Regions from separate parts of the Homo sapiens genome. Here region 1 is linked to region 2. Evidence: chromatin contacts called from ENCODE Hi-C or POLR2A ChIA-PET data. All regions are on one chromosome and are shown on one strand. The core of a region is the stretch at or near the end of the contact, and the rest is flanking DNA. Distances in the headings are between cores, read along the strand shown.

Region 1 (2,700 bases), core at 181-2,680, 50 kb before region 2:
GCCGGGTGTGGTGGCGGGAGCCTGTAGTCCCAGCTACTCGGGAGGCTGAGGAAGGAGAATTGCTTGAACCCAGGAGACGGAGATTGCAGTGAGCCGAGATGGTGCCAATGCACTTCAGCCTGGGTGACGGAGCAAGACTCCATTTCAAAAAAAAAAAAAAAAAGATTCCAACACTGGGGGCAGTTTCACCTCTCTTATCGCAAGAATCATGTAATACATACTTGATGAGTTAACGAATAACAGGTTTTATTGTACTGTGGATTAAATGCTGTGGCCTGTACATCTCCATGATTAAGTGTGCGAGGCAAATGTACAGAGAAAAAAGAATATCCAGCTGAAGCTAGGAATCTGAATTCTATCATGTAACTTTAGGCATTCTCATTCCCTATGCCTCCGCTTCCTACAAATGTCCTATAAATGAGAACAATAAAGCCTCACTGGGTTATGAGGCCTATATGAAATAATGAATGTAAACAAAACGTAGCGACCTAGAAAGCAGTACATAAATGGAAGCTATTATCATTTCGGGCCCCTCTAATGACAGACACAACCTCAGGAGACAGTTAAAGGCTGGCCTTCACTCTCCTGGGTTTACCGACGTTGAAACTGCAAGGGGAGGTCACCCAAAGTTAGGCCTCACCCGAGTCCCTCCGCTCCCAAGGAACCCCCCAGGGGATCGTCTCACTGCAGGGAAGGCGGGCGGACCGCTCGGGTACCTCGGTCCCCGATGGTGTCCTAGAGGCGCCGTCTCTGCTGGGGGCGTGGCCATCTTGCCAGCCCGGGCGCAGGGGCCCGAACCGGGTGCACACTGGCCGGCCTTCCTGCCAGGACCGCTCTCCGAGTGCAAGACGGGCGGGCTGCTGAGGGCGCCCCGCGGGTCTGGTCTGGGCCGGGGAACTCCGGGACGGCGCCGCAGCAGGGCTACGAATCTCTCGGCCCCTGCCCTTCAAATCACCTCTAGGCACAGGTAACCGCGGAGAGTCGGGCGCAACGCAGACGCGCCCCGCTGCCTGGCCTTGACCCCGCCTGACCGCCCTCAAACCTGGGAGGACCGACGTCCTTGCGCGACAGGCCCGGCAGCGCCTCCCTCCCGCTCCCGCGACCCCTAGCCTGTCCACGCGCTGCAGGGCACAGGTGGGAAGGGGCGGCGGGTGTCTCTGCGCCTGCGCGGAACCCAGCGCGCGCTCCGCCCCACGCACCGGCTTTGAGGAGGGTCTCTCCCCGCCCCCTCTCCTCCCTCCCTCTTCTCCTCCGCTCACCTGGGGTCGAGCCTGGTAGGCGCGCAGGCAAGGGCCGAGACGCCGGGCCGCACCCCGGCTGGGCTGGTACATGATCTTCCGGGAGTGGAGAAGGAGCCTCCTGAGTCCGACCTCCGGCCTCCTCACAGGGGTGAGCGCGCCCCAGAGCCGGCTTCGTGAAGGGGAAAGGAGGCCGGGGCGGGGGGGTAGGGGGGGAAGGGGCTGAGGGAGGGAAACGGAGATGTCCCGCGCTTGCGCACTGCAGGCTCGAGGGAAGCGGCTGAAGCGCTCTGTCGGCTGTAAGCGCGCCTGCGCCCGCGGGCTCGGAGACTGCCTGAGTGCGCTTGCGCAAGTTACAGCCTCCCCCGCCCCCCCAAGCGCTGTATTCACAGCTGAGGCCTTTGAGCAAAAAGCTGAGCAAAAACAGGGCTGAAGGCTGAATGGGTGCAACGACAGTGAGGGGTGAGGCGGCTGAAATAATGAGTCAAATTTTTCAACAGCTCTTGTGATAAAAATAAATACTTTTATTGGTCTGGTTAAAAGATACAAATGACTTGAATCTGATAAGCCTGCTGAATGAATGAATGAATGAATGTATCCATCTATTATGAGGGTTGGGCTTTGGCTCTTTCCTGTAGTGAGGGAGAAATAATACTTTGAAGATGTTTGACGGGGCTGCGGTCACCAAGGCCTGGTGCTGCGACGTTCCTGCAGGTTTCGAATGAACCTGGCGTTGAGTATGTCCCCACCCACTGTCCAGGACTGGGCTGGCGGGGCCGGGGCCTGTGGAGGAGCTGTGTGCATGGGCTTCTCCCCAGACCCATCCTGTGACAAGGCCTGCTCCTCACTGGCAGACCTGGTAGGTGGGGAGATGGAGAGTGGGTTATAGGAATACTAAAGAGGAAATTAAGATTACAGACTCTTCAAGGTCTCGGGCCAGGTTTTAATGTAGGACACATGATGGGTATGAAGCTGGAACCATTAGTGCTATGTCCAAATTTAAAACCTCTCAGAGAATCCGTATTCCAAAGGGAAGTACCAGAGTTGAACCTGTGGGGGAAAGGGGCTTGCAGGATGTAAGGTAGAAGGAATTGTGGGAGGAGCTGGTGTCCAGTTCATACAATAAGATTTAAGAGTAGGAAGTGACTGAGAATGATGTTAGGAAGGGAGTCAGATGGTGGTGGGAGGCTGTTAGGGGAGGGGTTTAGACCTCACCTATTCTTTGTTTCCTGTTCTCCCTGCTTGGAGTCTTGGTTGCCTGTGGAAATATCAGGCATGTGAATGGGAAGGCAGGAGTAGACAGTGAATGTGGCCTACTTGATTTGAGGGTAGGGAGGAGTGAATACTTACCTGTATTGGGGGATGAGGAATTCACCCCCCCATGGCGGCTGTAGCAGCAGCTTTGGGCTACCAGACCTGGGGGAGTCCCCCTGTAGAAGAAATGGGAGATGATGGGGAGGAG
Region 2 (2,712 bases), core at 39-2,538:
CCATTTCCGCGCCTGGCCTCCACTCTTAAACCAGAAATTAAAGCTGGGCGTGGTGGCTCACGCCTGTAATCCCAGCACCTTGGGAGGCCGAAGCAGTTGGATCACCTGAGGTCAGAAGTTCGAGACCAGCCTGGCCAACATGAAGAAACCCCATCTCTACTAAAAATACAAAAATTAGCTGGGTGTGGTTACTGGCGCCTGTTATCCCAGCTACTCGGAAGGCAGGAGAATCGCTTGAACCCAGGAGGCAGAGGTTGCAGACTGCACCACTGCACTCCAGCCTGGGCAACAAGAGTGAAACTCCATCTGAAAAAAAAAAGAAAGGATACATCACTCTGGGGGGAGTGTGTGTGGCAGATATGGGGCAGTTGAAGATATTAACATGTTTTAACATGTGGGTTGAGAATGGCGGTTTTCAAGTCTGTTAGCATTCATCAGGATCATCTGAAGAGCTTATTAGAAAACAAATCTGGGGCCGGGTGCAGTGGCTCATACCTGTAAACCCAGCACTTTGGGAGGCCAAGGCGGGTAGATCAGGAGGTCAGGAGTTCGAGACCAGCCTGACCAACATGGAGAACCCCCGTCTCCACTAAAAATACAAAAATTAGCCGGGCGTGGTGGCGCATGCCTGTAATCCCAGCTACTCGGGAGGCCGAGGCAGGAGAATTGCTTGAACCCGGGAGGTGGAGGTCGTGGTGAGCCGAGATCGCACCATTGCACTCCAGTCTGGGTAACAAGAGCGAAACTTGGTCTCAAAAAAAAAAAAAAAAAAAAGAAAGAAAAAAAAAAACAAATTTGGGTTGGATGCAGTGGCTTATGCCTGTAATCCCAGCACTTTGAGAGGCCAAGGCGGATGGATCACCTGAGGTGAGGAGTTTGTGACCAGCCTGGCCAACATGGTGAAATCCCATCTCTACTAAAAATACAAAAATTAGTCAGGCATGGTGGCTCGCGCCTGTAATCCCAGCTACTTGGGAGACTAAAGCAGGAGAATCACTTGAACCCGGGAAGTGGAGGTTGCAGTGAGCAGAGATCACACCACTGCACTTCAGCTTGGGTGACAGAGCCAGACTCCATCTCCATCTCAAAAAACAAAAACAAAACAAAAAGAAAAAACAGACAGATTGGGGGTAGGGTCCAGCAAAATTCTGATTTAGTAGGTCAGGATGGATCCCGAGATATGCATTTCTAACAAATTCCCAGTTGCTGAGGCTGCTACACTGCCCTGGAATACGTGTCTCAGCTGTATTTCCAGCATTGGCCACATGAGGGGGCAACAATGTTTTATCAGTATCTGAAAGGCCTCACTGCATGTAGGCCCAAAGTGGGTAGTTTTACCTTCCCCTTGCCCAGGCTTGGTGTGTGTGGGCGGAGGTGTTCAGGTCAGTCTGTTGTTGCTGTGTGCACTGGGAGAAGACCTGAGAAGACATAATCTAAGGACCAGGCTAGGGCGTGAAATACCAAAGAAGTATACAGCTCAAGTGAAAAAACCCAAACATGTCACAACCTAGTGGTCACAACTTTGTGTCTCTTTCTGCTTCCATTTACTGCCTGCTTCTCACCTTTCTTCTATCTCCTGCAACAAGCCACAAGAACCTTAAAAGAGAGCTTAAAGTTTTTACTGTATTTTAAGAATAAGCTCGGCCGAGCGCGGTGGCTCACACCTGTAATCCCAACACTCTGGGAGGCCGAGGCGGGCAAATCCCAAGGTCAGGAGATGGAGACCATCCTAGCCAACATGGTGAAACCCCGTCTCTATTAAAAATACAAAAATTGCCAGGCGCGGTGGCTCACGCCTGTAATCCCAGCACTTTGGGAGGCCGAAGCGGGCAGATCATGAGGTCAGGAGATGGAGACCATCCTGGCTAACAAGGTGAAACCCCTTCTCTACTAAAAATACAAAAACTTAGGTGGGTGTGGTGGCGGGTGCCTGTAATCCCAGCTACTGAGGAGACTGAGGCAGGAGAATGGCATGAACCCGGGAGGTGGAGCTTGCAGCGAGCAGAGATCGCGCCACTGCACTCCAGCCTGGGCGACAGAGCAAGACTCTGTCTCAAAAAAAAAAAAAAATTAGCCGGGAGTGGTGGCACGCACCTGTAGTCCCAGCTACTTGGGAGGCTGAGGCAGGGGAATCGCTTGAATCCAGGAGGCAGAGGTTGCAGTGAGCCGAGATAACGCTACTGCATTCCAGGATGGCGACAGAGCAAGACTCCGTCTGAAAAAAAAAGAAAGAATGAGCTCATTTTCTTTCAAATCATTTATGAAAATTCGGCCAGGCGTGGTGGCTCACGCCTGTAATCCCAGCACTTTGGGAGGCCGAGGCGCGTGGATCACCTGAGATCAGGAGTTCGAGAGCAACCTGACCAACATGGTGAAACCGTCTCTACTAAAAATACAAAAAATTAGCCGGGCGTGGTGACTGGTGCCTGTAATCCCAGCTACTCTGGAGGCTGAGGCAGAAGAATCGTTTGAACCCAGGAGGCGGAGGTTGCAGTGAGCTGAGATCGTGCCATTGCACTCCAGCCTGGGTGACAGCAAAATTTCATCTCAAAAAAAAAAAAAAAAAAAATTCAAAGAAACCTGTTTTTTTTTTTTAGACAAGTTTCACTCTTTTGCCCAGGCTGGAGTGAAATGGCACGATCTTGGCTCACTGCCCCCTGGGTTCAAGGATTCTCCTGCCTCAGCCTCCTGAGTAGCTGGGATTGTAGGCAC

The links. A loop is a pair of places that touch in the nucleus more often than their neighbours do. ChIA-PET counts read pairs that join two places held with the same protein, here RNA polymerase II (POLR2A). Pooled maps may share reads with other maps.
Region 1: a pooled map shows a loop between it and region 2 (7-fold over the local background). The contact joins the promoter of C6orf136 here to the enhancer-like site in region 2. A Hi-C loop is called at or near these places in 4 of 50 pooled maps. POLR2A ChIA-PET finds 5 or more read pairs at or near these places in 13 of 52 experiments (A673, Caco-2, GM10248 and 10 more).

The regions. Positions count from the first base shown.
Region 1 is chr6:30,645,863-30,648,562 of GRCh38, reverse strand. It overlaps C6orf136 (chromosome 6 open reading frame 136), which reads right to left and starts at 1,430. Exons shown (of 6, transcript NM_001161376.2): 1 at 717-1,430. The coding sequence starts at 1,331. ATAT1 (alpha tubulin acetyltransferase 1) reads right to left here. Exons shown (of 13, transcript NM_001413067.1): 11 at 2,589-2,668; 12 at 2,454-2,496; 13 at 1,742-2,094. The coding sequence ends at 1,920.
Region 2 is chr6:30,596,072-30,598,783 of GRCh38, reverse strand. No RefSeq gene overlaps it. Among named protein-coding and RNA genes, the nearest start is that of MIR877, 13 kb to the right of the region's middle. Within about 2 kb of position 1,288, at least 4 of the 41 ENCODE cell types and tissues checked have a DNase peak (open chromatin) inside an H3K27ac peak, as active enhancers do.